Regions from separate parts of the Mus musculus genome. Here region 2 is linked to region 1. A link is a loop called in an ENCODE intact Hi-C map of the cell type or tissue named here. Cell type or tissue: gastrocnemius. All regions are shown on one strand. Links, peaks and the distances in the headings refer to the core of each region. The heading gives the core; the rest is flanking DNA. Region 1 overlaps Tatdn3 (TatD DNase domain containing 3). Region 2 overlaps Flvcr1 (feline leukemia virus subgroup C cellular receptor 1).

What was found. Peaks named below come from ENCODE experiments on the same cell type or tissue, not always from the same donor. Only the 100,000 strongest peaks of a DNase experiment are listed, where the experiment ranks them.
Region 2: a loop joins it to region 1, with 3 times the contacts of the local background. A loop is called at or near these places in 5 of 42 quality-filtered maps.

Annotation. Positions count from the first base shown.
Region 1 is chr1:191,050,536-191,059,188 of GRCm38, forward strand. Tatdn3 (TatD DNase domain containing 3) reads right to left here. Exons shown (of 10, transcript NM_001357166.1): 4 at 8,292-8,376; 5 at 5,828-5,890; 6 at 4,727-4,836; 7 at 4,321-4,376; 8 at 2,325-2,437. Among named protein-coding and RNA genes, the nearest start is that of Tatdn3, 8.0 kb to the right of the region's middle. In gastrocnemius, for the core only: a CTCF peak has its summit at 4,541; a DNase peak (open chromatin) is centred at 4,515; H3K27ac peaks cover 681 bases.
Region 2 is chr1:191,004,290-191,012,942 of GRCm38, forward strand. It overlaps Flvcr1 (feline leukemia virus subgroup C cellular receptor 1), which reads right to left. Exons shown (of 10, transcript NM_001081259.1): 5 at 7,850-7,953; 6 at 7,247-7,357; 7 at 6,899-7,004; 8 at 5,260-5,374; 9 at 4,079-4,146; 10 at 1,543-3,921. The coding sequence ends at 3,850. Among named protein-coding and RNA genes, the nearest start is that of Gm31373, 16 kb to the left of the region's middle. In gastrocnemius, for the core only: a CTCF peak has its summit at 4,647 (motif pointing right); no DNase peak of the experiment used is centred there.

The DNA of each region.
Region 1 (8,653 bases), core at 274-8,273:
ACAAAATCATTTGTAGGCTTTGCAGCCAGGCTTCTGTTTTTATCACTGACCTGTGTCTGCACTTACATATACTATACTGTGCTCTGTGTGTGCACACACACCTTAAACTGTGCTGTGTGTGTGCACTTACACATCCTACACTGTGCTCTGTGTGTGCACTTACACATCCTACACTGTGCTCTGTGTGTGCACTTACACATCCTACACTGTGCTCTGTGTGCACACACATCCTACACAGTGCTCTGTGTGTGCACTTACACATCCTACACTGTGCTGTGTCAGTACTTACACATCCTACACTGTGCTCTGTGTGTGCACTTACACATCCTACACTGTGCTCTGTGTGCACTTACACATCCTACACTGTGCTCTGTGTGTGCACTTACACGTCCTACACTGTGCTCTGTGTGCACTTACACATCCTACACTGTGCTCTGTGTGTGCACACACATCCTACACTGTGCTCTGTGTCAGCACTTACACATCCTACACTGTGCTGTGTCAGCACTTACACATCCTACACTGTGTTCTGTGTGTGCACTGACACATCCTACACTGTGCTGTGTGTGTGCACTTACACATCCTACACTGTGCTCTCTGTGTGTGCACTTACACATCCTACACTGTGCTCTGTGTGTACACTTACACATCCTACACTGTGCTCTGTGTGTGCACTTACACATCCTACACTGTGCTCTGTGTGCACACACATCCTACACAGTGCTCTGTGTGTGCACTTACACATCCTACACTGTGCTGTGTCAGTACTTACACATCCTACACTGTGCTCTGTGTGTGCACTTACACATCCTACACTGTGCTCTGTGTGCACTTACACATCCTACACTGTGCTCTGTGTGTGCACACACATCCTACACTGTGCTCTGTGTGTACACTTACACATCCTATACTGTGCTGTGTCAGCACTTACACATCCTACACTGTGTTCTGTGTGTGCACTGACACATCCTACACTGTGCTGTGTGTGTGCACTTACACATCCTACACTGTGCTCTCTGTGTGTGCACTTACACATCCTACATTGTGCTCTGTGTGTACACTTACACATCCTACACTGTGCTCTGTGTCAGCACTTACACATCCTACACTGTGCTGGTCAGCACTTACACATCCTACACTGTGCTCTGTGTGTGCACTTACACATCCTACACTGTGCTCTGTGTGTGCACTTACACATCCTACACTGTGCTCTGTGTGTGCACTTACACATCCTACACTGTGCTCTGTGTCAGCACTTACACATCCTACACTGTGCTCTGTGTGTGCACTTACACATCCTACACTGTGTTCTGTGTGTGCAGTGACACATCCTACACTGTGCTCTGTGTGTGCACTTACACATCCTACACTGTGCTGTGTCAGTACTTACACATCCTACACTGTGCTCTGTGTGTGCACTTACACATCCTACACTGTGCTCTGTGTCAGCACTTACACATCCTACACTGTGCTCGGTGTGTGCACTTACACATCCTACACTGTGCTCTGTGTGCACACACATCCTACACTGTGCTCTGTGTGCACACACATCCTACACTGTGCTCTGTGTCAGCACTTACACATCCTACACTGTGCTCGGTGTGTGCACTTACACATCCTACACTGTGCTCTGTGTGCACACACATCCTACACTGTGCTCTGTGTGCACACACATCCTACACTGTGCTCTGTGTCAGCACTTACACATCCTACACTGTGCTCTGTGTGTGCACTTACACATTCTACACTGTGCTCTGTGTCAGCACTTACACATCCTACACTGTGCTCTGTGTGTGCACTTACACATCCTACACTGTGCTCTGTGTGCACACACATCCTACACTATGCTGTGTGTGTGCACTTACACATCCTACACTGTGCTCTGTGTGCACGCTTACACATCCTACACTGTGCTCTTTGTCAGCACTTACACATCCTACACTGTGCTCTGTGTGCACACACATCCTACACTGTGCTGTGTGTGTGCACTTACACATCCTACACTGTGCTCTGTGTGCACGCTTACACATCCTACACTGTGCTCCTTGTCAGCACTTACACATCCTATACTGTGCTTGTGTGTGCACTTACACATCCTACACTGTGCTATAACTCTACGAGCCACTTCGCCCAGTAAAAGAGTAGTACTGTCCACTGTGCCACCTCTCCAGTCTGCCGCAGGTCCCTTTTAAGCTTTTTAAATGTTTGAGTGGAGACAAGTTTAACTTTTGAAACGTAACTAGAATAGCATCACAAGTTTGTCACACAGCATATGTTATTTGCACCATACAGAGTGTCTGGTAAGTTTTAATCGAAGACTTTACCTGTCCACTTCGTACGATGGATGGGGGAATGGAGAAGTAGTAACCGGCCCTGGCGCCTTCCATGGCTACCGATGGCCGACCGTCAAATGCATGCAGCAGAACCTGTTTTGCACCTCTCAAATCAAACACAAATCACAGTTCCATTTTGTCTCCTAACAAAGAGCTTCCCATTAGTCTAATTAAACAGAAATCTGAATTATAAGCAAATATTTATGATGATGCCAAGATCATATTCCATTGCTTCTAAAGTTTCAATAAACAGTTAATGTTCAGCCAGGAGAAAAATAAGTTTTTTAATCTTCAGAATAAAATAGTTGAATAACGCCAGGCGTGGTGGCACACGCCTTTAATCCCAGCACTTGGGAGGCAGAGGCAGGCGGATTTCTGAGTTCGAGGCCAGCCTGGTCTACAGAGCGAGTTCCAGGACAGCCAGGGCTACACAGAGAAACTCTGTCTCAAACAAACAAACAAACAAACAAGTAGTTGAATAACATTGAAATGCAGTTTTTAAAGCAATCATCTAAACTATCTCTACCACTAGGTCTTTTTCATGTCTGTCAGCTGTCAAAGTACCATTCCTAAGAATGGTAAGAAAAGGGTTTCAGGCAAACCCTTCAATTTTCCTAAGGAAATGCTAGTAGAGAAAAAAAAAGGATTCACAAATTAAACAGGCCGAGGCTCATAAAACCAACCCCTAATCTCCGCCCCCTTGCCTTGTATGTGTGTGTGTGTGTGTGTGTGTGTGTGACTGAGGACCAAACCCAGGCCCTTCCCCATACTGGGGCCATCCCTCACCACTGAGGTTCATCTTTCACACTAACTCCAGCTCTTACATGGTAGTTGTTCAGCCGCCATAAATCAAGTGTTCAGTGACTCCAGAGGGCTCAGCGCTGACAAACCCATCACTGCCACACCTCTAACTGCAGGGAGAGGGCTCAGCACTGACAAACCTATCACTGCCACACCTCTAACTGCAGGGAGTTCCATTATTTCACCATCTGAGTTTCAAGTCATGTGAATATTCATGATGATCATAATTTTGTTGTAAAATTGATTTAGTAGGCTACAACCAAACAATGTGGGGTTTTGTATACACACAACTGTAGACTAACACACCTGTACATGTACATGTACTGCATCTTATACATCTGATAGGACTTTTTAATGCATATAGGAGTCTAAAAATAAGGTGCATTTCTTATTGGTGATTGCACTTTAACCTTTGGAAAAGAACTGTGTTCCGGTTAGAGAAACCAGAGCAAGTGAGCATGCTCTTTGCACACGATGGCCACATCTGCACAGTAATGCTGCTTTGTTATTTAGTTATCATTTTCATATATTAACTCATGGTATATATGTGTTTGTACAAGTACTATGTGCCACAGTAGAGGTCAGAGGACACCTCCCCAGAGATCTGGGTACTGAACTCTGGTCATCAGGTTTGTGGGCAAGCCCCTCTACTATCTGGCCCCAAAGCAACAGACAGAGAACAAGCCGACCACGAGCAATGAGTCCTTCTTGCCTTATTTTCCCTTGTTGGAGCCAGGGGCTGGAGAGATGGCTGTGCGTTAAAAGTACCCGCTGCTCTTGCAGAGGACCTGGTTGAGTTCCCAGAACCCACATGGCAGCTCACAGCTGTCTATAACTCTAGTTACAGAGGGCCTGATGCCCTATTTGGGCCTCTTAGGACACCTGGCACAGATGCAGTAAATGTGCATATATGCAGGCAAAACACTCAAATACACAAAATTAAAATGAATAAATAAATCTTAAAAGATAAATAGAAATTGAAACTTCAAATTTTCATTTGCTCCAGTCAAGCCGGACGGACACATAATTGCACAAAACGACCTTGTAAGTGCTAGCCTGGCCCACAAGCTCATCCTGGTGGGCTCTCCTCCACTCTCCATGCAGCCCTTGTCTTTCAGGGATCAAAGGGAGACACACTTGCTCCTTAGGCCCTCCACTGGAGCGTTAGGGATAGAAGTATAAGTACCTTGTTCACGTAAGAGGCTGATGGTGGGTCTTCCAGCTGAGCGTGAGTGCACATTTCTGTTTAACAACAGCAAAATTCCTTTGTTGTATTAAAATAATTCAAGAGGTCAGAGAGATGAGTCAGCTACTCTTGCCACCAAGGATCGGGCTTGTCCCTGGCACCCACATGGCAGCAGCTGGTTAACAACTTTAACTCCAGTTCCAGGGGGTACCACGACCTCTCCTGGCTCCCACAGGCATTACACAAACATAGTCCACAGACACGCATGCAGGCAAACACACACACACTCAGAAAGAATGAATTTTAAAAAATAACCGAGAGAAAAAGAGAGAGAGAACTCATTTCAAGAGGACCAACTGCTAAGGAATTTGCTGTGTAGTTATGAGTAGAAAGATAGTTCACCCACAGAGGCACATTTAGCCTTTTGGCCAGTTGCACTTGTCTGATTAGGACTTGTCTTTGTTCTTCCTTCTCCTCATCAGTGCCTGCATATCTGGGGGTGAAGTCTAGCCCCACCTGCAACAGGAAGACAAAGGAGAATCACATGTCTTGTGCCATGAGCCCAAAGAGACCATGAGTCAGCACACCGACCTCAGACATCATTACACAGCAGCCACGTCAGAGTGTTAGCCAAGTAGATAAAGTAACACAATAACATAGTTGAAGTTGACGTCTAAGTTGTTTTACATTCCTCTTGTGGGGTTCTACAGTGTTAACATTCACTGTGTATGCCACGCATCTCAGCTTGGTGTAGCAGCCCTGCATGCATTCAGAAGTCAGGCGGGCTCACTGCACTGAGAGCAATGCAGATTACAGAAGACCACTCTCACTGCTGCTACCTGGTGGGTACTCTATGCACTCCAGTCACAATGCATCTTCTTATCTTTTATGTTTAATAGGAAGAGGTACTTTTCTACTGTGATAAAGTTCTCTAGCATTATTAATAATTCAAGTGACAAGGTCTTTAATCACACACTCAAGACTAAAGTATGCCTTTATGTTACTTATGAAGTTGGGTTTTTTTTTTTCAATTTTAAAAACTACATTTACTAGGTGGAGGGTTACACATGGAGGCCATAGTGCACACATGCAAGACAGAGGACAACATTCAGGAGTCAGTTCTTCCTTCCCGCTGTGTAGAGCAGGCTTGGTAGCAAGTGCTTTCTGCTGAACCATTTCATGGCCCTCCCTCTACAGGGTGTCTTAGTTTCTCAGAGCAATGGCCACACTTAAGCAAAAGCTGCGTTTTTGGAAGTATTACTATATCATCGTTGTAAATAGAAAATGCATTCCATCACCATTAAAGCAAGCCTAGAGGAGCGCTTTCTATTACTCCATTCCCAGGTGGTCTTGCTTACCACACAAGTATCAAGTTATTAGCAGGCTGAACGCAGTGGTGAACATAACAATTCAAGTCCGTTATAATCACTAGTGCTGAACTAAGGACTATTACACATGTCCCATGGAGGTCTGAATTAGACGTCATGTGATCATCAAATGGGTTTACCTCTCCGATTGCCAACAAGCGATCCTTGTACTTCTCAATAATAGGCAAAGCTACATCCAAATCCTGCAAGGAAAATAAAATGTGAATTTGTAAATGCCGAGTGGGAATGCTGGCTCCTCGGCTGGCATAGGCAAGGCCCTACGCCATACTGGCACCTCACACACCTGAATCTTCTACCCAACCTGTCTGTAGGAATTATCTCCTCCATCAAACCGGCAGCTCTAACTAGACATCTCAGAAGGAACATCCACACGAGTTCTGAGTTCTGGTTACCGGGCTGTGAGGATCCCACTTCCACAGGCCCCTCTGCTTAGGAGGAGACATGTCCTCAAAGGTCTGATCTGGAGTTCCGTGGCTGTCATGCACATGACTGTCTCCTCCTTGGCATCGGTTTGTCAGTTTACAATAGCAGCAGACCCATTTCCCCTTTGTTCTCTTTGCCTTGATTTGTCTTCATGATCCTGCTTGGTCGATCTTCATAAGAGTTCAACAATATAAGCAATGCATTTCACATATGAGCTCATCTGGGAACTGCCGTAGTGGTGGGCTGCTAGTTTAAGTGATATTACCTTATGCATTTAAGAGAATTTGGCCTGTGGTGTCTTTCTAAGGTGAAGATTTAGAAATTGCTTGTAGATAAGATGTTAAAGATTTGTTTATTGTTAGCTGGGTAGTGGTGGCCTTTAATCCCAGTACTCAGGAGGCAGAGGTAGGCAGATCTTTTTGAGTTCAAGGCCAGCCTGGTCTACAGAGTGAGTTCCAGGACATCCAGGGCTACATTGTTTATTGTATGTGTATATGATATGTGTGCTTCAGTGAGTTCCATGTGTCATGCGTGTGAAGGTGCCTGAGGAGGTCAGAGGGCAGCACAACTAGGTATCTCAGGTAGTTGTCACCCTGATGTGGGTGTTGGGAGTCCAACCTTTGAACCCCACAAGGGTGGTGCGTGCCTACCACTGAGCCATCTCCTCTGCTCCCTGTGGAATATTTTAAACCATTTGGTGGATTATTTTCAGAATACATAAACTGTAAAGTTCTTCCATGGAAGAAAATCAGAATAAGAGAGAACCACGGAAAGGAGGGAACCAGATGAGAGAGGAAAAGGAGATTAATGTTTATGGAGAGAGGGAGGCAAGGCTGAGGGGGAAGTAACGGAAGTCCTTAGAGAAATACAGAAGACTTACGGACAATTCACACTGGCCCAGGAGCTGCAGGTGTAGGAGCCCCAGTGGAGAAGCTGTCTGGCAACAGCTGAGGAAGTTATCAGACAAGGCCTCTTACCCACAAGAGGGAGCAATAGCTCGAGTACAGAGTGTGAGTCAGAAAGGGGCTGGAAGTTAAGGATGAAGATTGGATGCAGAGACTTGCACCTCCCAGAGTGTGTTCTAGTTATGAGAGAATAAACAAAACTTGTGGGGAGGCCATTCAAACATCTGATGAAAGAACTAGAGTTTTCTGCCAAGTCAGGTGATAAACAGAAACTGACACTATAATCTGAGTCACATTACTTATTTAATGCATACCAATGCATTCATATGTTTTAAAAACTTGTCTTTATTATTTTAAATTGTGTGTATGCAGGTGCCCTCAGAGGCCAGAGGCACTGGGTCTCCTGGAGGTGGACTTGCAGGTGGAGGGTGGTGGGAATCGAACTTGAGTCCCCTGCAAAAGTCGTATGAATTCTTAACCACTGAGCCATCTCCCTGGCCTCTGGACTTTTAATGTTTTAACTGGGGATTTAACCTAGGATATGGTAGGCAAGCACTCTTCCACCGAGCCCATCTCTCTCTCTGTGATTCTTAGCTAAAGCAATCTCACTTTGAGACAAGGTCTCCCACTGGGACCTGCGGCTTATAGGGTGACTGGCCAGTGAGCTCTGAGGACCCTCCTGTCACCACCTCCACAGCTCTGAGATTAGTAGTGTGCGCCAACACCCATGGTTATCTTACATGTGGTCTACGACCACACTCAGGGCCTCACACTTGCGCAGCAAGCACTCTGTCGACAGAGCACCTCCCCAGCCCTCCCATCACTTTGGGGGTAGGGGGTGGTGGATAAAGCAGTATGACATGGTTAAAATATATGGAGGGAGCAAAACCAAAATTCCACCATATCATTCCTTGTCATACAAGCTCAGCCTGATCGAAGGCCCCGTTTCTTTGTTTCCGGTCATTAACTAAGAATACAAACCAGAAGCTGGGTTTTAGTGGCACAGGCTGCCATTCTAACAACTGCGGAAGTGGAAATGGGAGGATCATGAGTTCAAGCCCTGCCTGAGCATGAGTTGAAGGCCAGCTTGGACGATTCAGTGAGTGGCAGAATGTTCGCCTGGCATGGCTGAGGGCCTAGGCCCAGCCCCCAGCCCTCCCATCTCCACAGCCCAGGACGAGAACTTAGAAAGCACTGTGGAGTGATGACAGAGCCAGTTGCACTGGTTAGGCCTCTTATTCTATAGGATGTTTACCTTTAATGTCACGCTTCTTGGTTTTTCTGGTGAAAGCTCTTGAACTGGGTGAACTCCCAGACATGGCAGGACGAATCCATTATACCTACAAATGTAGAAAGTTAAGAAAACAACCTTAGGTCCGGAGACCACAGTGTCCCTAAAGAACAGGAAGGAAACGCCCTGCCTTTAGGGCTGACATGATTTTCTTCCTCCTCCTCCCTCCTTTTTTAAAATTTCTTTTGAGACAAAAGTCTTACTATGTAGCCCTATTTGGCTTGGAATGAAGTTTGTAGACCAGACTGGTCTCAAACTCACAGGGATCCTCCTGCCTCTCTCTGTCTCCAGAGAGTCCAATTAAAGGTGTGTGCTATCATGCCTGC
Region 2 (8,653 bases), core at 221-8,220, 46 kb before region 1:
TGTGTGTGTACACGTGCTGCTGGCTCATGCACGCATATGCTACAGATCATGCATGGTAGTCAGAAGACATCTTGAGTGTGTCAGTTCTCTCCTCTGACCCCATGGGTCCTGGGGATTCGCCTCAGGTTGCCAGGCCTGAAGCACCTTACCCACTGTGAGGCTTTGTATGTGCTTGGGCTAGGGAGTGGCACTATTAGAAGGTATGGCCTTGTTAGAGTAGGTGTGTCACTGTGGGTGTGAGCTTAAGACCCTCATCCTAGCTGCCTGGAAGTCAGTCTTCCTCCACTAGCAGCCTTCAGATGAAGATGTAGAACTCTCAGCTCTGCCTGTACCAAGCATGTCCAGATACTGCTCTGCTCCCACCCTGATGATACTGGACTGAGTCTCTGAACCTGTAAGCCACCCTCAATTAAATGTTGTCCTTATAAAAGCTGCCTTGGTCATGCTGTCTATTCACAGCAGTAAAACCCTAACTAAGACACTCACTGAGCCATGCCTCTGGCCCCCCTGCAGGCTTTACTGACAACGGTTTAGGAGAGAAATGCATAAACGACAAAGTTCAGCCTGGCTAGGGATTTTAAGGCTCAGACATTCGCTGTGGACTTACCTGCCCTTACCTATCTTGTTCCCTTTTGTCTTCTCTCCATCCTGAAAAGCCAGGCCACTTCCTGTTTGCTTTCTCTAGTTCGGGCACCTTCTAATGCTGCTCAGTTGACTCTATCTATGTGGACTTGTGGATGTACCTGGAAAACCAGCTTGATCAAGTATATGGTACACAGAATATTGAGGTGTCCATGGTCCACAGGCAAGGAATCCCAAGTGGCTTCCCGATGGAGCCGAGAGTCTCCCTGGTCTTCCTTTCCTGCTTCTGGCCTTCTCTGACATTCAGCTCTACCAATCACCTCAATAGTCTGGCTGGACTAAGCCAGAAATGGGCCAGTTAGACAGCATCTACAGAGCTGATGGAGTGTTTGCTCTGTGCTTCCTGATGAATTCTTTCTTGCCACTGTGCTGTGCCACTGTGGTGGGAGGATGGGGTTAACAACGTGAACTTAACCTGCCTTTCACGGGGTTTCTGCTGGAACTATGCTGAAACCTCTTCACTGGACCTCCAACAAAAGCGCAATCTATGAAGAGTCTTGAGAAACAGTGCTTCCGAGGTCAAGTCTCCACTGCCATGCTGACATCGCCCTCTGCAAATCTCTTTTTTAAAGTTTTTTGTTTGTTTGTTTTAAATCATACACACGTGTGCGGGCGTGTACATGAGTACAGTTGCCCAGGGAGGCCACAAGAGTGTGGTGGATCCCTGGGACAGTTGTGACCACGCCTGATGTGGATATTAGGAACAAAACTCAGGTCTTCTACAGGAGCAGTGCACACTCCTAACTGCTGAGCCCCTTTCCCAGCTTACTCTTACATTATTTTACATTTATTTTCTATTGAGTACTGATGACAGTGGGCTCCATTCTTCTATGGCTGTCTCTAAGACCATATGATCGCTTTCTAACTTCCCACACATATCAGACACCAGGATTTGTTTTTAAAGGACATATAAAATTAGCACTAAAAAAATAAATTTATTTTAAGTATGAAATAATGAAGAACAGGCACATAGAGAAATTATAAAAGTAGCAAAATAAGAACAGGAATGAAGACATTAGACATAGGTGCCATTCCAGTTGCTAACATAAACATTTTCAAAGATATTACTCCAACAATCTCAATAGACAAAAGCTATGTCACAACATTTACAGATGCAACAGCTTCTGAAACCATCTGATGAAGGCAGACACAGGTGATGATAATTACTACTTCTATACCCATGACATAGAATTTTATCAAATTCTTATCTGATGTATTACCCATACATCCACTTAAAATACTGAGAACATCATCGATTCATTTTGCATTATTACGTCAGACTTTATCCCTTTTCTAAACAATAAAAAACAAAACAAGAATATACTTTTCAGACATTAAGTATTCCAACTTTTATCTGTAATTTGTTCAAAGCTTCAGGAAGTAACATGTATATGGTCTTGTAAACAACACTGTCAATTTAGAAACAGAAACAGCTGGGGGAGACAGTGCATTTTTGGTCATTTGTAACCTGTGACAGAAAAACTAAAAGAAGTTGCTGATGATACAGATTCTACCTGAACTATTACAGACTGACTAAGGAGTTAAAAACAGAGCTGAAGTTCTCTGCCTCTACATAACCAATCACAATTGTTTACTCGAACTAGATTACTTCCTTCCTCCTTCCTTCCTCCTTTTTGGTTTTTCAAGACAGGGTGTAGGTGTGTTCCACCACTGCCCAGATTGCAGTTAGATTTCTAAATTCCTGTGGTACCATGATTTGGCCTACTTCGTGATGAATGACAATATTTTAAAAAGATCATTTAGATCAGTGTGAATGCATTATTTCATGGATCAGGAAAATGTTGCCGGAGAGGGTAAATGATGTGTCCAGAGTTACCAAGGCAGAACATGCCCAGGACACAAAACCAGAATTCCTGATCCTGAGTGATACTAAGTTCTTTCAGTACATTTTTCCAATGTCAAGTTCCACATAATTTATAGTAATCTGATGAAACAGAATATAATATCAAGATAAGTCAATGCATATTTTGCCTAAATCAAAGTTGCATTTGCTTCAACCATATTCATTACATGATTACTTTTTCTGTGTGCATTTTATATTATGTAAATTTTTTGTAAAATTTTCAAAATCACACTATGTAAATATTATGATTGATCAAATGTCATGAATGTAAGCTTAAGAGTCAAAACATCAAAGACATTTAATTCTCACTGTAAACAAGACACAGTGGTAGGCACTGTGAAAATACACTTGGTCCCACTCGCCTTGTCCTGAGTGTGTACGAGATAGTGTCCACAGAGTACTGACTACACACACGGTGTGGTGCAGCAGAACCTGCTCCCAGCGTTCACAGGACATGTGCAAGGGCTGGTAGTCCTTAAAAACAGTGGTCAGACAGAGGAATGATCCTGGAAAGACAGCAGCTAGTATTTCAAGGACTCTCCACAGAATGGAGACACATGGGCTCTCTGAAGTTATCACAGACTTCCTTATCTTGGGCATCTTCGAGGCAAAATTAGATGTGATGTAAGAAATCACGAGCTAGCCCGTAACACAGATGATGAAAGTTTCTTTTAAGAGAGTGAAAATGGACAAAGGGCATAAAACTACTACAAGTTGTAGTACATTAATGTTTACCTGTATGAAGGCAGCACAAAGAAGATCTCAGATGATCTGTGTGTGTCTCAGCTACCTAGCTAACCAGAGTATAATGGACTTAATCTGTGCATAAAACCATTTTGTTGGTTTGTTTGTTTGTTTGTTTGTTTTTGTGGGACAGAACATGTCACAATACACAGGTGTGTAAGAGATGGGAATCTAACCCCAGCCCTGTCCGAGTGGGTCAGTGCTTCTCATGGGACTCTGCATTCACACTGTGACTCTAACCGTGACCCTGACATGGTCAGTACAGTCAGGTGACAACTGACTGGGAATGTACCAGATGTGTTTATGTGTGAATTGCACACTCTTATATGTCTTACAGGAACTAGACACCCATAAAAAAACAAAGCATCCTGAAAAAAAATGTCAATAATGTTACTTTCAGGTACACACTACACAACTGAGACTAGACAGGTTTACATGAATGGGAGTGCTAACACGAGGACATTGTAAGCACAATCGCTGATTAACACAAAACAAAATATTCAGAACTCATCCAATAATTTTCAAGTGCCTCACACCTCACACAGCTGCCCAAAGACGAAGCCACATGCCCATGTTGAGGGGCAGCCACACCGGCTTCTTCAGAGTGAAGATTCCGACTGTATAGACACCATCACTTTGGGTTTTGGATCTACCCGACTATCAACTGGTACCTGAAAAAAACAACTGACACTCAGGAGATGCAGCACACCCGAATTTCGCTACCTCACCGTCCATTGTTGACTGGCTATAAATGTTACTGATTAAACAAGAATGCTTTCCCATTTATCCCATCTACTCAGAGTACAGCCATAAAAGTATCTTACTTACAGCTTTAACGTCAATGTTTGTAAGCCCGGTGTTTATATTGTGCCTTCTCAGATCAGACTTGATCAACGCTAAAACAGAATTACCGAGAGTTAGTATAAGCGGATACCCTCTTCTTTTACCTGATAACATTTAACACAAGGTACATAATGCCGTGATATTCAACAGCACTATCGCAGCTGAGAGAAGACCTCAGCCTCTGACTTAACTACAAGTCTCCCATCAGCTGACAGATACGGGCTGTGAGTAATGGGGATGAAGTAATCAGAGGGAAAATGGAGGACTTCAGAATCTCCTCAGCCGGCAGCTGAATGGATGAGAGCACTAGTTAACTGACATAGAAAAGTCAAGAGATATGTACTATGTACAATGAGAACACAACACTGGGCGGGGAGATCTAAGACGCTCGTATGTCCAAGCGGACGGTGATGAGACACATATACACAGATGTGATAAATAATTTATATGATTTTTAAAAAGCTTTTCAAAAAGATTTATTTCTTTTTATTTTATGTGTATGGGTGTGTGACCTGCATGTATGTTTGTGCAGTGCCAGAGGAGGCCAGAAGAGGGCATCAGATCCTCTGGAACTAGAGGGCTGTGAGCTATTTGGGAGCTGGAAATTGAACCTGGGTCCAGGGCTCCATCTATCTAGCCCCAGTTTTGCCTTTTATGCATAGCAATGGTATTAAGTTTGGAGCCACCAAAATGAAAGGATAGACTCACATCCTGAGGAAACTGAGTCCTGATTCTTATCTCCTTTTGTTTATTTGCTTTTCAAGACAGGGATCCGATGCCCTTGCTGTCCCGGAACTCACTCTGTAGACCAGGCTGGCCTCAAAAGTCACAGAGATACAGAGATCCACCTGTCTTTGCCTCCTAAGTGCTGTGATGAAAGGCGTGCGCCATCATGCCCAGCCTTTTTTTTTTTTTTGGTTTTTCGAGACAAGGTTTCTCTGTGTAGCCCTGGCTGTCCTGAAACTCACTTTGTAGACCAGGCTGGCCTTGAACTCAGAAATCCGCCTGCCTCTGCCTCCCGAGTGCTGGGATTAAAAGTGTGGGCCACCACCCCCGGCTATGCCCAGCCTTCTTATCTAATTTTTAACCTCAGAGTTCACAAAGCCAAGAAGCAGCAATGCACAAACCTGAATACAGACAACATGGCACACACACTCAGCACTTACCTGTTAAAATTATGCCTACAAACATCCAGGCACAAAGGAAAATGTTTCCTGCCTCTGGACTATTATAGTCTGTTGTGATCTTTCCTTGAGCCAATGTGAAGAAAATTCCAAGTATCTAAAATAAAAGATATGAAATAATTGTTATTGAGTTTGCTGTTTTAAAGCAAGTACACTTTCCCCACAGAACCTGCTACATCCACTCCACTAGTGACTCGAATGACAGGTCTAGAAACTGGACGCAGTCCCGAGGCGAAAAGTTCACGGAAACTTAGCCTCCTGGGACCTTGGCATTCCCATAGCACGTATGCACCAAACCTGTCCCCGTGTTAGTCTGGTGTATGGATCTGTCTGCTCTCTTTCAGTATTGTTTTATTATAAGTGCCTTTAAGGATTGATTTTGACATATAGCTAAGTTAGATTAGTCTCCACCAGTGTTCCAAGGTCCTAGGAAGTCCTTGAGCCAAGTACTGAGCTTGGAATTCAGTAACAATGTTACCTATTCAGTAACATTCAAATTTACCTCTAGTAGAAACAGTGAAAGTAATCAGGCATTACAAAGTACTTGAATAGAGCTAGAAATCTAAGGGCTAGTTACATAGTAACTACTTACAACAATTGCCAAGTCACTCCTATACACAGGAATACACAATGGCCTAGGAAATAGGTGGGTTGTAGTATCATTCATGAAAGGGTTAGTAGAGCAGAATTCCCCTGGTGCATGTTTTTCCACTAGGCCCAGAGGAGTAGCATAATCAGGTATTTACTAAAGGACCCCTGATGGTGGGTTTAACAATAGACTAGCATTGCATCAGAGCATTCACCTGGCTCCTGTGTTTAGCTGATCTTAAATTAAGGGTTGTTCCTATTCTCAGTTGTAAACACTGCCTGTATCCCCTTAGCTTTTTATGTATGCATTTTCCTTGTTTTGTGTCTATGTACCTTGGCGGATATTCCCTAGCTTTCTTGTTTTTCTTCTGTATTAAAAGTCTTGTGCTTGCTTAGAAAAATTACATTCAGATACACATCCTTTCTGTGTCGGTGTCTGTCTGTCATCCGCGCCAACTCCTTGCTCGCCTGTAACTGGAACCCTGAGTGTTCCTGCAGATCGAGGACCTGACTGAGGTCCGTCTGCAGCAAGAACCCTCCTTAATGGACTCATGATCTGGCTTCTAGAAACAACGGCTGAGTGGCAGGATTATTAAACCACAAAGTCAGGTCAAGCTCACTGCTCACTGACCACATATTAATCACCTTGGGTTTTGTGGTTTTGTTTGTTTTGTTTTTTTTTTTTTTGTTTTTTTTTTTTTAAATTTATTTATTTATTATATGTAAGTACACTGTAGCTGTCCTCAGACACTCCAGAAGAGGGAGTCAGACCTCGTTAGGGATGGTTGTGAGCCACCATGTGGTTGCTGGGATTTGAACTCCTGACCTTTGGAAGAGCAGTCGGGTGCTCTTACCCACTGAGCCATCTCACCAGCCCTGTTTTGTTTTTTTGAGACAGTCTCATGTAGCCCAGGCTGGCCTCAGGCACACTATATAGCTGAGACTGGCCTTGAACTCTTGGTCCTCGGGCCTCTACCTATCAAGTGCTGGTGATTGCTACCTGGTTAACTGTTTGGAGGAAGCAAAGGATTACCTGTGCAGCAGTGTTGAGGAGCCCTGAGGACATGCCCTCAGACTCAGGGTAGGTGATCTCCACAGCAAACTCAAAGCCCAGCGGGAGGTAACCAGTCATGAAGAAGCTAAGAGAGCACAAGACAGGCGGCATATGAGAGGGGCAGCCACCTGTACAGGCAAGCTCATCTGTTTTCACCAACCACATACCAAAATGAGCGTAAGCTTTCTTGTTATAGTTCTGAGGAACAACACTTTTATACATGTAATAATGGAACTCTTAGAGTCTAAAACATCAAAAGGATCTTTGGAGGGCCTTTTAAACACTCCTTCAGAGTCACAGAAGCAGGGTATATCACCTGACACTTACCCAAGAATCCCACCAGTAAAAAACACCACGATGATGTACCCGAGGTTCAGTGTGAATGTGAATATGAGCATTCCAATGAAAGACAGAACGTACACTATCAGAGTTGTCTGCCTAAAACAAAGACAGAGCTGTGAGTGGGTCCCTCTGCAGAGAATAATGCAGCTAGCTACCACTCTCTCCTCAGAAAGACAAACCAGTCTTGTCATCTGTAGATAATGTATCTAGCTCAACAATAATTTTTTTCCATACAAATAATTCTTTTTTTTAGTCCACAACATAAAGAAGACAAGATGAAGCCTGTCAGGAGCCTGGTGCTGTGCAGGGAAGCCTCTTTCTAGATAGAAACAACCTACACAGGCAGAGGTAGGGGTAGAAGGTTTGTAAGGTCTTCACATTTTCAGGGGTGAAGTGAATATGACCAGTAAGGCAGATCATTGCAAGCATTACTCAGACACAGCGGTACCTGCTGTAATCCTGGCAGTTGGGCAGCAGAGGCCGAATGGTGCCTGAGCTCCAGGCCAGCTGAGTTACCTAGTGAAACCTCTCTCCTTAAAATCGATATATCTTTATTTGCATGCTATGCATATACCTACTGTCACTTACTTGTAGGTTTTGGTATAGTCCAGCCATAAGCCACAGAGAATAGAGCCCACCATTCCAGCTACCACCAGTGTCAGCCCGATCCTCCCAGCATTCACCTCTTCTCCCTAAGATAATGTGCAGGAGATAAGCAGATATCTCTAGTTCAAACGATAGCTCATCTTTCCATACAGTAAAACAGCTAACTAAAATAATCATAAAATTAAGCACATAATAGGAAGACTCATTACATGGGCTAGAGCTGGGTCTTTGGGAAGGGTGATTTATTGAAGGCATTCTATTTTAAACAACAGCAACAATGACAACAACAGCTATAATACAGTGAAAGAAGGGGCTGGAGAGATGACTGCTCTTCCAGAGGTCCTGAGTTCAATTCCCAGCAACCACATGGTGGCTCACAGCCATCTGTAATGGGATCCAATGCCCTTTTCTGGGGTGTCTGAAGAGAGTGACAGTGTACTCACATACATTAAATGAATAAATAAATCTTTTTTTTTTAAAATGAAAGTAAGAAAGGAAACACGTCCTGGGTCCACCACAGCTGGGCTTACATTGGTAAACTCTAAAACCATTTACACATGTGCAAACAGAGAGTCGAGGGCAATGCTGAGGCACAGTAAGGGTGCTGGCTCCTTTTAACCCAGAGGCCACAGACCTCGACATTTAGGTTTATAGTCCTTACAAGGTTTTGCACTTTTCCGTATAACTGAGTTAAAGTCTTGCCACAATGCCTGTAAAGAGGGTTAGGTGTGCTCAGTAAAAAGTGCAGGGGACAGTGACTGTGCACTGAGTCCAGGATGCACAGAA